Linked DNA regions of Homo sapiens: region 2 is linked to region 1. A link is a loop called in an ENCODE intact Hi-C map of the cell type or tissue named here. Cell type or tissue: lower leg skin. All regions are shown on one strand. Links, peaks and the distances in the headings refer to the core of each region. The heading gives the core; the rest is flanking DNA. Region 1 holds the start of ARHGEF26 (Rho guanine nucleotide exchange factor 26). Region 2 overlaps ARHGEF26 (Rho guanine nucleotide exchange factor 26).

The links. Peaks named below come from ENCODE experiments on the same cell type or tissue, not always from the same donor. Only the 100,000 strongest peaks of a DNase experiment are listed, where the experiment ranks them.
Region 2: a loop joins it to region 1, with 2.5 times the contacts of the local background. A loop is called at or near these places in 3 of 110 quality-filtered maps.

Annotation. Positions count from the first base shown.
Region 1 is chr3:154,117,549-154,125,548 of GRCh38, reverse strand. It overlaps ARHGEF26 (Rho guanine nucleotide exchange factor 26), which reads right to left and starts at 4,159. Exons shown (of 15, transcript NM_015595.4): 1 at 4,030-4,159; 2 at 2,474-3,607; 3 at 1,100-1,139. The coding sequence starts at 3,556. ARHGEF26-AS1 (ARHGEF26 antisense RNA 1) reads left to right here and starts at 4,339. Exons shown (of 4, transcript NR_037901.1): 1 at 4,339-4,477. In lower leg skin, for the core only: no CTCF peak of the experiment used is centred there; DNase peaks (open chromatin) are centred at 3,084, 3,297 and 4,208; H3K4me3 peaks cover 2,130 bases.
Region 2 is chr3:154,210,947-154,222,303 of GRCh38, reverse strand. ARHGEF26 (Rho guanine nucleotide exchange factor 26) reads right to left here. Exons shown (of 15, transcript NM_015595.4): 10 at 4,346-4,435. Among named protein-coding and RNA genes, the nearest start is that of ARHGEF26, 95 kb to the right of the region's middle. In lower leg skin, for the core only: no CTCF peak of the experiment used is centred there; no DNase peak of the experiment used is centred there.

The DNA of each region.
Region 1 (8,000 bases), core at 1-8,000:
TGCTATAAGAAGCAGCAAACTGGACTAAGAACTCGATCTGTGTCCTACTACTGGCTGTGTAACTAGGTGTGACAGCAGACAGGTTACCAAACCTCTCAGATCTTCTGGTTTCCTCAATTATAAAATTAGGGAGATGAACTTATTCCAACCAGCTAAATACTATATCTGGATTTCCTAAGATTGGTGCGGTGAATGAATTTTTATAGATAAGTCATTTATAAATGTTCCAATGGGAAACTCATCTTTATAAAAATTATATAGGGAATTACTTGACAATCACCTAAGGCTACATATTTTATAACTCTGGGTGATTGTACATTTGCTTGACCTATGGAGGGGCACTCCCTTCTTTATTATTCTTTGAAGGTTGGAAAATCTTCACACTTCAAAACATGACAAAAATTTAACTACCCTCACTACCACCATGACCCTCTAGCCCAACAAGTGCTACAGCTGGGACTGCTCCCTTCATGCTCTTCCAGTTGGCTGACGCTTGACCCATCTATTTAAAAAAGTCCATTAATCTGATTAGGGTTTGAACACCTGGTTGAAGCTGCTTTTTTTTTTTTTGAGATCCTTAATAAAAATACTACATGGGTTGAAAAGTCTTAAGAATATGTTTTTGTCAGCCAGGAGAGTTAGAGTTTCCCCAAAGCTGAAACTTAATAAGGAAACAGGAAGTCAGAAATGATAATCAAATGTGGAAATATGGGCAGAATACTAAGTCAAAGGAAATGTGACCTAAAGAAATATGACTTCAGATCTAAATGCCAAAATCAGAATTTTTAACTAAAAAGCTAGATCTTGCTCTTACCCTTCCTGAGGAACATGGGGATGGAGCCAAGGTAGAGAAGAATTAAAAATCCCAGGACATCGACTGAAAAAGTTATCAGCCTATAAAAAATGCCATTAACTATATTCACCATTAGTATTACTAGATAAAAATTTAGCTTAGTGAGAAGCTTTGGACTGTATAATTTGAGAAGAAGTTGGACATATTTCTCATCGTAAGCATTTTTGTTACTGCAGTTGGATTTCAACTTATAATTGGTATTCCACATTGAAACAGCAATGAAAGTTTGGAAAATTAAATGCTTACCTTCCCCATCAAATGTTCCTTGTCCTTTCAGCATTTTTTTCTAAGAGACAAAAAAAAGTAAAAAAAAAAAAAAAAAAGGAAAAGCAAACTATGTATGAATGAGCCAAATAGAAAATACAGCTATTTTAAGTAAAAATACTTTTTTTTAGTCATTACATTAATTAGATTTCCAAGAGCGCACAGAAGCTGAGCCCTGGAGGAGTTCACTCATTTGATCACTACAATTCACTGAAACAATGAAATAAAATGTACAAGATCCCCCACACCCTGTCAAAACAGATTGAGAATCCTCAAATAACTAGCAGGTCAGCTCATTTTACAACTCGTGATTCACCATCACTGTTAAATTGAACTTTGCTATACTTGCAGAGTTGGAAAAAACACATAAAATGTTATGTAATTTATTTTCTTTAAGACCACGGGCTCTAAAATAAAACAGGCTTGCTTGTGTTTTGCATATGTGCCATTTATATAGACTGGTTCCAGTGCTCTGATTAACCAAGAAAAAATGTGGCTGCCAAAAAGAATCTGCCTTATTGCTGAAACCTGTGTTGTTTCTGTGGAAGGAAGCACACACTCCAAAATACCCCTCTTCAGTTTTCCCTGTTTCTTTATGTCATATTTGACAATATTTTAATAAGTGCAGCTAATGGGACAATATAGGGGAGCAATACCACACAGTGTCCACCCTAACCTTAAGTTTTCAGCTGCCAATCTGTTACATGCACTCAAGGATGAATGGGCATACAACGGGAATAAAACACAACCAAAGGCCACGGTGACAAAAACAAGCAACAAAAAAGATGACAAAATATTTATGTCTTTTGTGATCCTGGCAACTGATTTTCAAATTCACATTCTACCTGAATGACATCAAGTGCGTAGTAACCACTCAAAATTCAGTAAGTAAAAGCAAAAAATAATCAACAGGCTCAAACAGGAATCAGTATTTTTCTGAATCAGCTGTGATAACAGCTATCATTGACTGAAACCTCTAAGCAAACTCCAGACAACTTGACTGCAGAGTGCGGTTCTGAACATGCTCCTCCCCCTTTCAGCTATCTCTTTTAAAAGTGGTAAAGACTCACTCAGCCAATAATCTGCCATATTTCACTCTTGTCCCCCCCAATTCTGCCTGAGCTTAGAAATTTAAAAGTGATGAATTTCACTTCTTCCCACAAAGTTGCACTAAACTCGGCTGTGCCTGCCAGCATCAAAGTGGCCAAGAGCTGGATGTACACTAGCAATCAAGAGCAAAACACAGAATTAAAACGGAATGACTTCTTCGGGTTTCCTCTACGCTCCTCCTCCCCACTCCCAACACATTTACTTTCCGCTTAGTGAATGGCGTGCCACACTCCTGCCCACTTTTACCTTTATCCTTCCCAGACTGGAAAACTTCTCCTTGTCTTCCATCACCACTTTCAGAACAGGCTGGGACATTCTGTTCTTCTTCTTCGAGCTGGTAGGACTGTCAAAATCAAAGCCACTGACCACTGCCCTGCGATAAGACGTGGACCGCAAGCCTCTCCGCAGAGACCCTGGGCTATCCACGTCGTTATCGACCTCACTCTCCTCCCCTGCGTGACCCAGGGGTCCTCCTAGGCCCTCCACCATGCTGCGCACCTTGAGGAGTCTCTTGTGGGGCTCCACATTTTGATTGTTGGATTTACTTATTTTAATTTCCGAGGCCAGACTCTTCGGAATGATCTGCTGCTTCCCCACTTTGAGGGCGGCGGGGCTGTTTGTACTCAAAACCACGGAAGGATTCTCGAGGAGCTCGTTCTCCTGGGAGGGCAGCCTTTGGAGGGGGAGTTTTTGTTCCGAAGAACTTTTCTGGGGCCCAGGAAAGAGCCCCCGTTCGGGGTCCTTTGCCTTCCGGCCGGACTGCGAACCTGACCCAGGAGAGTCGTTATTAGCGGCAAGGCCATTTGCAGTGGGCGAAGGCACCGGGCTGGCAGTCAACCCAGTAAGGTCCTCCTCGGGGGTGCAGGGGGCGGGCGCGTTAGGAGTCCGCGGGGGGCGCAGAACCGGCGGCGGCGGCGGCGCAGGCAAGGTCACCGCGCCATTTGCTGGGGATTTCGGGGAGCCGCCAGGCACCGCTTTGGGGAGCTTGGGTGACTTGGGCCGTCGAAGTCGAGGAGAGGCAGCCCTGTACTCCGGGGATGCCGTCCCACCATTGGCCACCGCTCTCCGCTGGGCGCCCAGAAGCAGGGGGCTCCTATGTACCGTCCTGCTGTCCGAGGCGGTGGGCACCTGGGCGGGAATCTGCGCTGCGAGGAGCGTCCCTCCGTCCTCCACCGGGAAATCCGTAATTAGTAACCCGTTGGGGCTCTGGTAGGACTGGGGCCTCGGCTTGCTCCGGCCCAGAACCTGGTGGGGCTGAGGAATCGACCGCCTCCGCCACAAAGGGGTTATGCTGTTGCTAGAAAAATCCACCTCGCTCTCGCCGTCCATAGCCGGGCCTCGAAGTCAGCGCCGGGAGGAGCAACACCGAGTTAGTCTTGCCTAAAGAGGAAAGAAGTTAGGAAACTGTGCCTCTGGACAACCGGGGACGCCTGGCCGACTCGCGTGCTCCCAGACCGGCGGTCCCCCTGCTGCTGCGCAGGACACGACTGCACCGCACTTACCCGCCCTTTCTCGGGCAAAAACTGCACCACTGCGGTGCGCGGTTCCCGGCAGAAATCTGGGCTGCCGCCCAGGCGGATTAATCCAATCACCTCCGCGTCCCTCCCGCGCCAAAAGACCACCCGCAGCAAATGAGCCCGCCACCCATTCACTGAGTGCAAGCCGAGGCACAAGAAACTTGGGACGAGTTCAGCTTTCTTGGGAAACTCGCCGCGGGACGCTCCCTTCTGTCGCCATCCAGCCTCCCGCCCTCATCATGGGTACCCTCGCGCTCCAGGTGCGCGGCTCCCACGCAAATTTACCTTCTGGGGCTTGCAATGTCCGGGGCCGAGGAGCACCCACTACCCCGTGGGTGGCCCGGGTCCGGGACCGAAGCGCAGCCGCGAGAGCTTAGGAGAGCGCTGCCGCCGACCGCGGCGCCGGCGCCGGCCCGCCCCCACGCCTGACTACGCCCCCACACTTGGCCCCGCCCCCGTTTCGGCCCCGCCCAGATCCGCCTCCATCGCAGCCAGAAGCAAGAAGCTGTCTTCCCGCCCCCGCGTGCCTACAATCAGCCCCAGTCTCCCTGGGAAACCGACGAGCGCACCTGAGCTGGGTTCTGAGCTCCAGCGTTTTGGGGCTAGAAGTTGCGGACTAGTAGCTGAGGCGGCACGGGAGTGTAGGCGCGCGGGGTCGTTGCCGGGGGCACAGAGTGAGAACAAGCAAGGGAGCCCTGCTGAATTGCAGCTTAGGAAGCCCTGAATCCTGGAGGTGCGTTGAAACCGAGAACGCGCGGCGTAGTAGACTTTGTGAGATGCGTGGGCAGTAGCGCAGAGTTCTAACGCAGAGTCATGCCCTCTCAGCATTCAGGTGGTCTTAAATCAGATGGGCTCGTCCCAGTGCTGAAAATGCATTATAATATAAACAGATAGATGGGCTTGTTTGTGCCTAGAGTCTTTCCGTAGGAAAGACTGGCAGCTCTGAAGAGGGAAACTGGGTGGCTAGGAAACCGGAGGGAGGGAGAGTTTTCATATAATTATTTTTGGTCCTTGTATGCTTTGCATCTTGAAACCTATCTGTGAAAAATAAGCTCAATTTACACTACAAAAAAAGTATTGGTTTCCAACAGTACATAGAATAAAACTCAAAATCCTTAGCATGGCTTACAAGACACTTCACTACTGCCCTACTTCTTCAGCCTAGTCTTTCCTCCATCACTTTCTTCATTATTTTTTTGGCCACACTCAAAGTTTGACAGCCTCATAACCTTCCCTTTCGTTCCTTCTTGACCCGACTTGTCACTGCGTCAGAAAGGCCTTCCCTGTCCCCTCCTTAATTATACCATTGCCCCGTTTATTTTCCCAGCCACTTGTTCTCTTCTATTTTTGCACTTATAAAATTTTGTATATATATATATTTATGTGTTTATGTTTATTGTCTTTTGTCTTTACACAGTAATTTGCATGAGGGCAGGGGTCATGTTTTTTTTTCTTCTCCGTATTTCCGGCACATGGTGGGCACTTAATATTTATTTAATGAGTGAGAGAATGAATGACAGGAATGAAGTGAAAACAGTGACCATTCCTTCCAAAGTGCTTGGTTGTCAAATAGTAGAAAGATGGCTGTGTCTTGGCCAGGCTCCTGCTGTGTGACAATAATGAGGCAAACTTGAGAAGACAAATAATTTTAGACCATAAGAGCTGTATAATTGATTCTATTAGCAAGACAAATGGGCCCTTCTCCAAGTTCTCTTTCTGCATTCATGCATTCAGCAGGGATGCAGTGAGCATCCACTGTGTGCAAGTTATGCTGCCTGTTTTTGCCCTAGATTGAATGCAATGGCCAAAAATATTAAGATGTGATCTCTGGGTGGTGAGATGAAGGATAGTATGTTTCATGCTGCTTTATATTTTTCTATACTTAACGAAATATCCTGGACAATGAAGATATATTACTTTGATCTGAGACATTTTCATAAACAAAGAAAAAAAGAAACGGCATCGAAAAATGTATAAGAAACTTTTTTTTTTTTAGACGGAGTTTTGCTCTTGTTGCCCAGGCTGGAGTCCAATGATGCGATCTCGGCTCACCGCAACCTCCGCCTTCAGGGTTCAAGCAATTCTCCTGCCTCAGCCTCCCGAGTAGCTGGGATTACAGGCATGTACCACCACGCGCGGCTAATTTTGTATTTTTAGTAGAGACAGGGTTTCTCCATGTTGGTCAGGGTGGTCTCGAACTCCCAATTTCAGGTGATCCACCCACCTTGGCCTCCCAAAGTGCTGGGAATTGCAGGTGTGAGCCACCGCTCCTGGCCTAAGAAAATTTTTAAGAAAGAAATTTTCCACATTGGGTGGAAGACATGGCTGATTACATACTCACATGTAGGTACATAGACTTTTTTTTTAATATAAGGTGTTTTCTATACCAACATGTATTGCTGTTATATTGGGGAAATATAATAAATTAATTTCAGAAGTGGTTACCGACTGACAAATGGAGTATTCACCTAATTCAAAATGCAACCTGTGACCTATGTTAAGAAGCTGTAAAAGGTGATGTGAGAAGGTGGCTTTTCTTGAAATTATGTTGCTTCTACAAACAAGTATAACCAATATTTGTGACGACTTCATAGGATCTTCTTACCTCATTTCCAACAGACAACAAAATACCTACCAAAACAACAACAAAACACCAAGCTCTGGTCCTTCACTGAGGGAAGTTTACAAACTCACAGACCTAGTGCCTATTCAATTTATTGTTATCTATTCAAATCTAACCTATCTTCAATTATATGTTCCACTCAAAAGAAAGGAAAAGAGCTGCTAATAAAACTATGACAATATGTTATGTCATATCGAATTTTTACTTTATACTTAGTGCTTTTAGACACTTATACATAGATTTGCTTAGTACTGTGTGTATGTAGGAAAGGAAAATATAAGCAAAATGAATTTACCAAAGTCCCGAACATTGAGCCTGATTCTTCTGAATACCTTTTCATGAAAAGCATTCATGTGTGTTTTTCCACACAATATTGTTGATAGTGCACCATTTCTTAAAAGGATGTTCCAATCTTGTTTCTGGGATTTGCCTCCTAGACAATGACACTCATTCTGCAGTTGTGATGCTGGCACTATCCCATTTGACTAAACACATAGTTTTCTTGTTCAACTGAATTGTATGTCACTACAAGCTATGCAGCTTCTCTATTAATGGCCAGGAGAAAGTTTCTCACAAATGGTAGTTTCATGCCTTAACCATAGTCCTGCATGATACATGAATTGGTTATATCAACCTCTCTTTGCTTTAGAATTTCTTTCACCTAATCTGTCATATCTGGTAATTTCTCCTGCCTTCAACTATGTTTCTTGGCATATGGCTTTGACACAACAGGACTAAATTTCATAGAATTTAGTAGAAATGATAACAATTCATTTATGCCCATGTTCAAAAATAGGCAATGCCAACTATATCATCACTATCACCTGGCCACTGGATGTTTATTTGATAGTAAGACACATCCCAGTTTCAAAGAAATTAAAATGTGGTACCAAATTATTCTTAAAATTGAAGAAATACAGTATGTCAAACTATTTGTAATGATATTTTCCGCTGGTATATTCCAATGGTATATTGAACTATTAGAATATTCAATGGTACAACGCAAGATATATATGGCTACATTTACTAAACAAATTCACATTGGTCACAAATTTTGTGTCCCAAGCACAATAATTTGGCTAATTTTTAAATGCAAATTGTTAGCTAGTCTTATTACAATATATGTCCAATTTTCCAGTATTTCCCATCCCGTGTACCTTTTGTTTATTTATACATTCAACAACTATTTATTGGGTGCATTCAAGTGCCAAGCATTAAGACAAACATTCCTGAACCTTACAGTTTGGCTCATGAAACATGACTGAAACATTAAAATAAAAGACACCCAAACTGTGTAAGATGCATAGTAAGCTCTCTGTTCTATGGAAACCTTTGTGAAGGAGTCTGGATAAAACTGGCCCAGAAGGGTAGATAAAGTATTGCAAGGTGGAGAAGCGGACAATGATGTCACAGAAAGATTTCCCAGGATAAGCAAAAACATGGAGGGATGGCTGGAGAACTGATATTCATTAAGTGCCAACTGTATTTTAAGCTTTGTTGTTTGTTACACATAACTTAATCTCACATTAGTTCTGAGCCCACTTAAATATGAAGCTGAAGCCCAAAAAGCTCTTCTCATACTGTTGATAATTGGTTGAGTCAGAATCCTAAACTTTTTCTTTACAATACTCCA
Region 2 (11,357 bases), core at 3,096-11,095, 94 kb before region 1:
AGAAAATCATAAGCAAAATTAAAAATAAAAAACGTGTGAAATGACAATGAAAAACACACACACATGCCCTACAAAATTTACTTTCCTCCAAATTAGAAAAATATCCATATTATCATTATCATACAGTCATTGTTAAGAATGTGGACTCTGGAGTCAAAGATTTGAATCTAGACTTTATAACGTCTTGGTGTATAACCTTGAGCAAAGAATTTAATCTCTCTAGTTTCAGGTTCTTCATCTATAAAGTGAAGTTAATAATAAGGGTACATTATAGGGTTCATGTGAGAATTAAATCAGATAAATGTGAAAATGGCACTACTTAGTAAATTTGCAACCAATATTCTCATAGTAGTAGCACCTATGGCCATACCATAAACCAAATATGGCCAAAATAGAACTCATTACCTTCCCCCAAAACTTGTTCCTCCTCCTGAATTTCCTATCTGAGTGAGTGGGTGGCTCTCCACCCAGTCAACCCGACAAGGCCCACTCCCTGACCACTGCCCCTCACGGGTAATGACCAATAACTAGTTTCATCTGCATCTGTCCAAATATTTCATCTGCAAAAGCAAACTGTATTTTTTTATATCTAAACCTTACTTTTTTCATTTAATAATATATAAGAAAGCTTTCCATATAGGTATCTAAAATTCTCCTTTATTCTTTTGAGTGGTATCACATTATTTGCGTATACTATAATTTATTTAATTAATCCTCTTTGATAGATATTTAGATGTTTTTCCTCATCTTTCACTATTACAAACAACACTATAATAATAGCTCAGTGTGTGTTTAATTTTATACATTCATGAGTACATCTGTAGAATTCTTAGAAGTAAAATTGCTGAGTTGTAGTAACTTGCATTTGTAATTTTGATAGTTATTGCCAAATTGCACACCATTGGGGTAAAACAATCTTTCCCACCAGCAACATATAAAAATGCCTTTTTCTCCAATTCCATCAATAAAATGGGGTATCAAACTTTTGAATTATTTATAAATCTAAAAGGTGAAGTTCATTATCTTTATCTGCTAATCTTCAATTAGCAATTTTCCTCTGAGTGAAATAAAGCATCTTCAAAACTTTGTCATCATTTGGATTTCCTTTTCTGGTAGCAGTTTTCTAATTTGCAACTTTCTAGTGGTTTTTTTTTTTTGTTTTACACAACAGGAATTTATGTCTCACAGTTTTGGAAGACAGGCCAAGATGAAAGTGTCAGCAAGGCCAGGCTCTCAGAAGGTGCTAGGGAATAATCTGTTCCAGGCCTCTCCCCCAGCTTCTGGTAGTTTGCTGGCAATCTTTGGTGCTCCTTGGCTTGTAGACTAGTGGGTCTTCTCTTATCATTTTGATTTTATACATCGGGGATATTTACCCTTTGTCTATATGTGAGTTGCAACTATTTTTTTCTCCAGTTTGCTATTTGCCTTTTCACTTTTTTCATGGTCTTTTTCCCTCTATAGAGAAATTTTTTAAAAATTTATATAGATTAATTAGGACTTTTTTCTTTTAATGACTTCTGGATTTGGAGTAAGTTGGAAAAGCCTTTCCCCATTGCTGAAGTTGTCTTTACTAAACACACATCTGATTGCTTCACTTCCCTGCTTAGAACTTTTCGGTGGCTCCCAAATGACCTCACTCAGCTCCTCCTCTTGGTACACAGGGCTGTCCGCAGGAGTGTTTGCCTGCTACTGTAGCTCCACCCTGCTCCTCTTGCACCCCAAGTCTACCCACACTGAATGCTTACAATTCCTGGGCCACAGGAGTGGAAACTGTGCATTTGTTTCTGCTCTAAGGCCCTTCTTAACTCACCTTTCAAGATTCAGGTCAAACACACCTCTGGCATTAAGCCTTGCCAGACTGCTCCAAGTCCCCCAGCCCTCTCTGTCTCTTGCTCTTAGAGTTGTCCATCTCCCTTCCATTTCCAGTATTTTCCATAGTCTTCTAGCTACTGTGACAGCTGTAGACTTTGCTGACTCCTTTGATTTTCAGCAGTCTTCTACTAGACTATGAGGGGAGGGATGATCACGTTTTTATCTACTGCCTTCCACATGGAAGATGCTCAGTAAATCTGCTCTATTCTTACAATACTTGCCATGTACTTGGATAAATCATTTAACCTCATTGAACCTCTATTTTATCATCATTAAAATAAATTAAATAGAAATGTCCACTGTTATTCATATAGTATTATAAGGTCCTAAGATTTTACGAGTATTTCCAATTAGTAATAATTAGTAATTCTAAGTGTTCTAAATGAGGTGCTCCACTGTAAATCCATACTTTATGCTCGCAAATATTTTAATCATTGAATGAAAACAACCAAAACTCAGGAACTCAACTGATGTTAATCACTTACTTTTTTGTTTGTTTTTTGTTTTTTGTTTTTTTTGAGACGGAGTCTCGCTCTGTCGCCCAGGCTGGAGTGCAGTGGCACGATCTCGGCTCACTGCAAGCTCCGCCTCCCGGGTTCATGCCATTCTCCTGCCTCAGCCTCCCGAGTAGCTGGGACTACAGGTGCCCGCCACCACGCCCGGCTAATTTTTTTGTATTTTTAGTAGAAAAGGGGTTTCACTGTGTTAGCCAGGATGGTCTCGATCTCCTGACCTCAGTTAATCACTTACTTTTAATGATCCTTGGGGTTAGCATTTTTCAATTACAAATTAATTTTGGGTACTGGACAGAGTTTCTTTTTCTTTTTCTTTTTTTTTTTTTAAGAGTCTTGCTCTTTTGCCCAGGCTGGAGTGCAGTGGTGAGATATCAACTCAATGCAACCTCTGCCTCTTGGGTTCAAGCAATTCTCCTGCCTCAGCTTCCCAAATAGCTGGGATTACAGGTGCCTGCCACTACACCCGGCTAATTTTTGTATTTTTAGTAGAGACAGGGTTTCATCACGTTGGTCAGGCTGCTCTCGAACTCCTGACCCCAGGTGATTCACCCACCTCGGCCTCCCAAAGTGCTGGGATTACAGGCATGAGCCACCTCGCCCGGCCTAGACAGAGTTTCTTAAAGTAATCTTATACCAAGTGACTTTCAGTGAAGAAGGGAAAAGAAAAATGGTTAGGGAATTTTTCATCTTTCAAAAGGAGGAAATTAAAAAACAAAAAACAAACTTGTCAGATATACTTTCCAAAATATTTAGAAACAAATTAGAGAGAACGAGATTCTGAGAGTTGGGAGAAAGATGGGTTTTTTAATTGCTATAAAATTCTGTACAAGAACATTAAAACTATTTAAAGTGTGCGTGCATGCATGTGTGTGCATGTGTGTCTGGTTTTTGGCAAATACCCATCTTCTTCCCTTTTACAGTTTGTGTTTCTGCATCTAAACCATTAGAGTCAGAATGTTACAGTAGAAGAGTTTACACTGACCTGCAAGTCAGGACATCTAGACCTTAGTCCTGATTTTATCACCACTAGCCAAGTGACTCTGCTGACAATTATTCTCTGGGTTTCTTTTCCTCATTCATAAAATAAAAGGGTGTAGCTGGACTATATCAGTGATCCTCAATTCTAGTATATATGCTGCCAAAGCAAGCATGCAGTAATCCTCAAACTACATGACATGGCAGAGAATCTGCTCTTTACAGAATACCATGAAATGCTGATCACTATAATTTGACTGCATGAAATAGAAACACTTTTACTAGGGAAAAATATGACCAGTCATTTAAAATTGTTTAATTACATTTACAAGTTATAAAACAATAGAGTCACAATCGTGAGCACTCACTTCCCATTAAAAACTCAGCCATGAGCCAACAAAAGAATGGCCATGACCTAGATTTGCCATTAGCTGTCATTTTCTTCTTTTTTGTTCATCTTGTCATCTGCTCAAGAGCAGTATCAGACAAGGAATAACAAGCAGCACATATTCAAAAAAATTATGAGAGAAAAACAAACTTGAAAAAAATTATCCATTAACGATCTGTTTTGTAAACGAGAAAAGGAGTGTCCTTATTTAATTTAGGAGAACACTGGTCCAGCTCATGGAATATTACTGTTTTTCAGAACATTTTGAGAATAATGAAGGAATCTCCTTTCAATTCTAAAATTCTATTATTTTAACTACCCTATTCTATTATTTTATTTATTCCCCTAAGCTTGGTGTCTTCCTGGAAAAAAAAAAGTGCTTCTTAGATAATGCCTGGCTTCAGGGCCTGGAGGAAGGTCACTCTGTCTGGTACAAGCAAAAGCAAAATTGCCTGAAGCATCTGCTACTCCCTCTTAGCAATTTATGACCCTTCTTTGAAAAGCAATTTCCTATCTACTTTGTTGCCCTCAACTGTCTCTCTCTATTTAGAGAAAAACATAGGCAAGAACAGTAATGAACAAGGTACGAGAATACCTTAATTTTAAATTCCAGCTGGGAGTTAATTGTGTACATCATCTCAGTCCTTTCCATCTTCCGGGCGCCCTCATTGCATAGTCGAACCAACTGGGAACACAGAAGAGTAACGAGGGTTAAAGGTCAAGGAGAGAAACCTCACTTTCAAAAGCAGAACTCTCACAGGAAATAATTACCACTTGGGAAGCCCTAGAGATTCATTTCTGACAGAGAACTCACAGTTTTTCACAGTTAAGACATTCGTATCCAGTTAGAAGTGGTGTGATTAGGATGTGAAGACAGAAGGGAAAAAAAGGTCACCCTATCTCAGGGAAAGCTGCAACCCTCGCCCTTCTTCCAAATCAGAGCAGCTGAAGGGAGATGGCCAACCTCAAAGGCAAAATCTAAGCAGAGTGCTGTGTAAAGCATGTGACCAGTAAACAAGTGCTGAAGCTTCTGCACAGCAAAAGAAACTACCATCAGTGTGAACAGGCAACCTACAAAATGGGAGAAAATTTTCGCAACCTACTCATCTGACAAAGGGCTAATATCCAGAATCTACAATGAACTCAAACAAATTTACAAGAAAAAAACAAACAACCCCATCAGAAAGTGGGTGAAGGACATGAACAGACACTTCTCAAAAGAAGACATTTATGCAGCCAAAAAACACATGAAAAAATGCTCATCATCACTGGCCATCAGAGAAATGCAAATCAAAACCACAATGAGATACCATCTCACACCAGTTAGAATGGCAATCATTAAAAAGTCAGGGAACAACAGGTGCTGGAGAGGATGTGGAGAAATAGGAACACTTTTACACTGTTGGTGGGACTGTAAACTAGTTCAACCATTGTGGAAGTCAGTGTGGTGACTCCTCAGGGATCTAGAACTAGAAATTTCATTTGACCCAGCCATCCCATTACTGGGTATATACCCAAAGGACTATAAATCATGCTGCTATAAAGACACATGTACACGTATGTTTATTGCGGCATTATTCACAATAGCAAAGACTTGGAACCAACCCAAATGTCCAACAATGATAGACTGGATTAAGAAAATGTGGCACATATACACCATGGAATACTATGCAGCCATAAAAAATGATGAGTTCATGTCCTTTGTAGGGACATGGATGAAATTGGAAATCATCATTCTCAGTAAACTATCGCAAGAACAAAAAACCAAACACCGCGTATTCTCACTCATAGGTGGGAATTGAACAATGAGATCACATGGACACAGGAAGGGGAATATCACACTCTGGGGACTGTTGTGGGGTGGGGGAAGGGGGGAGGGATAGCATTGGGAGATATACCTAATGCTAGATGACGAGTTAGTGGGTGCAGCGTACCAGCATGGCACATGTATACATATGTAACTAACCTGCACAATGTGCACATGTACCCTAAAACTTAAAGTATAATAAAAAAATAAATATTTTGTATAGACATAAAAAAAAAATAAAAAATAAAAAAAAATAAAAAAAAAAAAACAAGTGCTGAAGAGGGAAGTCTTGCAGGGGAGCCTAACAGTGAAGGATTCTTCAACAATAGCCAAGCTAAGGCCATCAGTTAAATTTGTTTCACTAGAAGCACTAAATTATCTATAAAGCAAAATTATCTATAAAGGACTTTCACAGTCGTTTAATGAGTACCTAATCTTAATTCACTGGTCTAAATCAAAACAAATTTTGCATCTCAAGTATCTCATTAACTGGAAAATCTGGAAAAAAAAATGCCCATATTAGAGTCATTTGCCATAAAAACAAATGTGATTGTTAAAAGGACTGGAAATTTTAATTGGATTTATTTTTAATAATATAAACATACCCACTATAAAAATAAATACTATAATATAGAAGTAAATAAAATAGGCCATAAAAGGTCCTGACCTACTCCCACTGCACAGATGTAGTTGGAAACAGACTGGGTCATACACTTTCTCTTTTTTTCCTATGTTATATATGAACATATAAATACACACATATATGTACAGAAATTTTTCTTTTTTGGAAATGATCATTCTATGCTTGTATGTCTTTTTTCTTTTTTCACTTATCAATTATTACAGACTAAATGTTTGTGTCTCCCCCATATTCATGTTGAAATCCTAACCTCAGTGTGATAATATTACGAGGCAATGTGATAATATTGGGAGGTTATTAGGTCATGAGAGTAGAGTCCTCATGAATGGGATTAGTGCCCTTATAAGAAGAGACAGGATAGCTTTCTTCTTCTCTCTGCTCTCTCTCCACCATGTGAGGACATAGGGAGAAGGTGGCCATCTGCAAACCGGGAAACCAGCCTTCAGCAAACACTGGTTCTGCCTATATCTTGGTCTTGGACTGCCCAGCCTCCACAACTGTGAGCAATAAATATCTGTTCCTTAAACCACCCAGTTTATGGTACTCTGTTACAGCAGCTTGAATTAAGACAAAAATATTTCCCCTTCTAAAATATTATTCATTAAAAAAAAAAGTTTATTTAGTGCCTACTATGTTTCAGGTACTAGGGTTATAATACTTACAATCCCTAACCTCACGGAAGGGCAGACAAAAGGCAAAAAAAAAAAAATCACAGACTGAGATCATAAAGTAAAAACACAGGTGAGTAGGGGAGTGGGAAGTGGGGAGGGATCCAAAGGACCCTCTCCTGAGAGGTCATTTAAGCTGAAAGCTGAAGGAGAAGTAGTTACTACTAAATGATAAGATGGTTCACAGAGAAGGGACACCATGAGCAAAGGATGAGATGAGAAAGTGTGTGACTGAGTGAGTCAAAGAAGATCCTGGCATGAAGGAAGGTGGCATGGGATGAAGCCAAAAGAGATAGGCCACGGTTAGATCATGCAAGGTCTTAAGGTGTCTGGATTGTATTCCAGGTGCAAAAAGAAAGTCACCAGCATGCTTTCAGTGGGGGAATGACATGATCCAATTTATGCTATAATAATTATATGGACTTTCCCCAATATATTTATTCTATTTCCTATTAATGGGCACTTAAACAATTTCTAATTGCTCACTTGGTTTTTAGATTTAGAGGGCAAACCTGTCTTCAATGACAGCATATCTTTAGCTGTGGCCTGTGAGTTCACTGATGCAGGGATTGATAGCTATATCTGATCAAAGCTAAGAGCCAAAATATCTAGGTGTGAGACAGGAGCAACCTGAAACTGCAATACCCTGAAAGGAACAGGGCATATCAGGGTGAAACCCAAGCACCATACCAGGCTCCTGCTGCTTGGGACATTTTTGTGACTTCTCCTGGGGAATGTGTTCATAGCTCCCAAATCTATGTTCCCAGACTTTGTCTACATCCTAGGCTCTGATCCAACTATCTACACGGCACCTCTTCTTAAATTTCCCAGAGCCATTTCAAATTCAGCATGACCAAACCTGAGCATCTCCTTCATCACGCTCTTGTCCCTGGCTCCACACTGTCTATCCTGGTGACTCAACTCAGCATCATCCACTTTCCTCCAAAACTTGGCCCTCACCACTCAGACCCCTCCCTCTGCTTTGCCCTCCACATACAATCCAAGTCTCCTTAATGATGCTGTCCTGCTGTTCACTTCTCTCTACCTGCCCTGGCCACTGAACTCAGGCTCAGACCTCTTGCTGCCTGGATTACTGGCTGCTTAATTCTTTTCCTCACTTCTGCCCTACCCTTATGAGTCCTCCAAAAATAAGATGTCAGTTTTTCTAAGTTCAGATCTGATCATGAAACAACTCCACTAGAAATCCTTAAAAGGCTCCCTGAAGCTTTCAGAATAAAGTCTTAGCAAGACCCTTCATGATCTGGTGCCTACTTCCTTGATCCCTAACCTCTCACTGCTCCCATGTGGGGCCTCGGCCCTACCAAATGTTGGATGCATATGCTGTGTCCCACCTTCCCTCTTTTGCATGTGTGTTTCCCTGTCTGAACATCCTTCACCCCACTCTGTCCGACTGACTCCTTATCTAGATTTATATCCCCCTACTTGTCTTTCAGTGCTCAATGTGGGCACTACCTCTCCAAAAAGACTGGAGAGCACAGACTATAAAATTTCTGTAATTGTAAGCCCAGAGCCCAATATAGCACCTAACGCCCAATGGGATATTCTGCAAATGTTTCTGCATAAACAAACCACCTTCAGAGCCTATTTGTAAGTCATTTTTAAAAAAAAGAAACAATTTATTCATAGTTATCTTCCCGTCTTTTTTTGTGGAGATGGGGTCTCACTACATTGCTCAGGCTGGTCTTGAACTCCTGACATCAAGTGATCATCCCACCTTAGCATCCCAAACTGCTAGGATTACAGACATGAGCCAGCACACCAGGCCAATAGCTATCCCTTCATAAAATGAAAAGAAAAAATGGCATTATTAAGTTTGGGTTATCTTATTTCTTAAACTTCCAAATTCTGAGCCCATCAGCAAAAGCTGGAGTCATGCCACCACTAGGGAAATCCTAAAGAAACCAAAGGTGCTTCAGAAGTCAGACCAAACACAAGATTCCCAAGATGTCTTAAGCAATGGTGCATCAATGGAGTTGATTTTAATTAGTATTTTGAAGGGACAAGCATTAATTTGAACATACATGTTCTGCTGTTTTTATTGAAAGCAGCCTCAGTATATTACTGTACCTTCCTTCAATTTATGCCAAAGCTTTATTAAATTTGGTTCACTAAAGCTTTTGTCCCAGGCCTAATAAATATATATTAGGCCTGGAACAAAAGCATATATATATATATACACACACACACACACACACACACACTCTCTCTCTCTCTCTATGTTACTCGTAAAGAAATGTAAATTAAAACACAAAGTCTTTTTGATCCATCAAATTAACAAAGATTAATAGAATATCTGATCCTGGCAGTATGCAGTAAGATAGACACTCTGAAATACTACTGGTGGATGTGGACATGAACTTTTCTAGAAGGCACTTTGGCATTATATACAAAAGAATTTAAAACATTCTTGTGTTTTTCTTCCCATGAACCCACTTCTGAAAATTTATCTTTAGAAATGGTTAGATGTGCACAATCATTTAGGTAAGACAATGTTCAATGGAGCACAACTTAGAATGTTAAATGAAATAGGTACCATATATACCATGGATCCCCCACCCCCAGGGCCATGGATTGGTTAGGAATCCAGCGCACGGCAGGAGGTGAGTGGAGGGCAAGTGAGCATTACTGGCTGAGCTCTGCCTCCTCCTCCTGTCAGATCAGTCACAGCACTGGATTCTCATAGGAGTGTGAACCTTATTGTAAACTGCGCATGTGAAGGATCTAGGCTGTGTGCTCCTTATGAGAATCTAATGCCTGATGATCTGAGGTGAAATGGTTTCATCCCGAAACCACCTACCACCCACCTACCCCCCAGCCCCCCACCCGTCTGTGGAAAAATCGTCTTCCATGAAACTAGTCTGGGGTGCCAAAAAGGTTGGAGACCACTTTTAAGTGTTCCTTTACAGTCATATGCTAATATTGGAACAGAAAGCCAACCAGAAGGATACAAAATAGAATGACAGTAGTCACCTTTAAGTGATAAAATTACTGATGCATTTTACTGTCTCTTAAGTTTTCCAAATATTCTGCAATGTACACTTATTATTGTATCCAATTTTCCCTTTTTTTTTTTTTTGAGACAGGGTCTTGCTCTGTCGCCCAGGTTGTAGTACAGTGGTGTGATCATGGTCACAGGGTCTATCATGGCATGATCAACAACCTGGGCTCAAGCAATCCTCCCACCTCAGTCTCCCAAGTAGTTGGAACCACAGCTGTATGCCAGGCTAATTTTTTGATTTACTGTGGAGAAGAGGTCTCACTATGTTGCCCAGGCTGGTCTCGAACTCCTGGGCTCAAGCAATACGCCTACCTCAGCCTCCCAAAGTGCTGGGATTATAGGTATGAGCCATTGCACTTGGCCACTTTATGCACTGTTAAAATATACCAATGTCAACTTAAATACGTTCTTACAGAGCTGTACTTAGCCTTATTACTTCCTCCCTTCCAAACTCTCCTCCCTTTACCACAGCTAACAATGGTTGAAAGTGTAATGTGCATGATTCTGGGACTATTTCTACATATCAATAAAATACACACACACACACACACATATATATATACACACACACATATACATTATTTTCTAGGTGTCATTATACTATTTATATTGTTCTGCAACTTAATTTTCTGCACTGACCAATACAGCTTGTTTGCATGTTAAAATATATATATTGGCCCAAGGCCAACTAAGATAATGGAATAGAAGACTCCACTGATCATCCTCCCCACTACCCTCTTCAAGGACACCAATTTAACAACTATCTACACAGAGAAAACACCTTCATAAGAACCAAAACTTAGGTGAGCTCTCAGTACCTGGTTTTATCTTCGTATTGCTGAAAAGAGGCACTAAAGAGATAGAAAAAACAGTCTTGAATCCCTGATGCCACCCCCCACCCACCCCCGTCTCCTACAGCAGCGGCATGTTGCAGAGAGCATCTCTGGGCACTGTGGGAAAGAAAACACAGCAATTGTGACACACTGAACTCAATGCTGTCCTGTTAGAGCAGGAAAAAAAAAGACCAAACTCAGCTGATACCCATCCATGGAGGGAGCATTTAAATCAGCCCTAGTCAGAAGGGAATCACTTATCCCAGCAGTCTGAACTTGAGTTCTCACCACCAAGGCCTACAGCACTCTGTGACTCTCAGTGAACTTGAAAGGCAGTTTAGGCCATAAGGACTGTGACAATTAGGCAAGTCCTAGTGCTGAACTAGGCCCAGAGACAATGGAATGGGGGCTCACATGACATACTGAGACACCAGCTGTGGCAGCCAAGTGAGTGCTGGCAAGCACAGCTGGGGCTCCAAAAGAGACCCCTTCCTTCTGCTTGAGAAGACGAGAGGAAAAAATGGGAAGGGCTTTGTCTTGCATCTTGGATACCAGCTCAGCCACAGTGGGAGAGGGTAATGCTCACTGTTGTGAGGCCCCCGTTCCAGGCCCCACCTCCCAGACAAATTTTTTTTTTTTT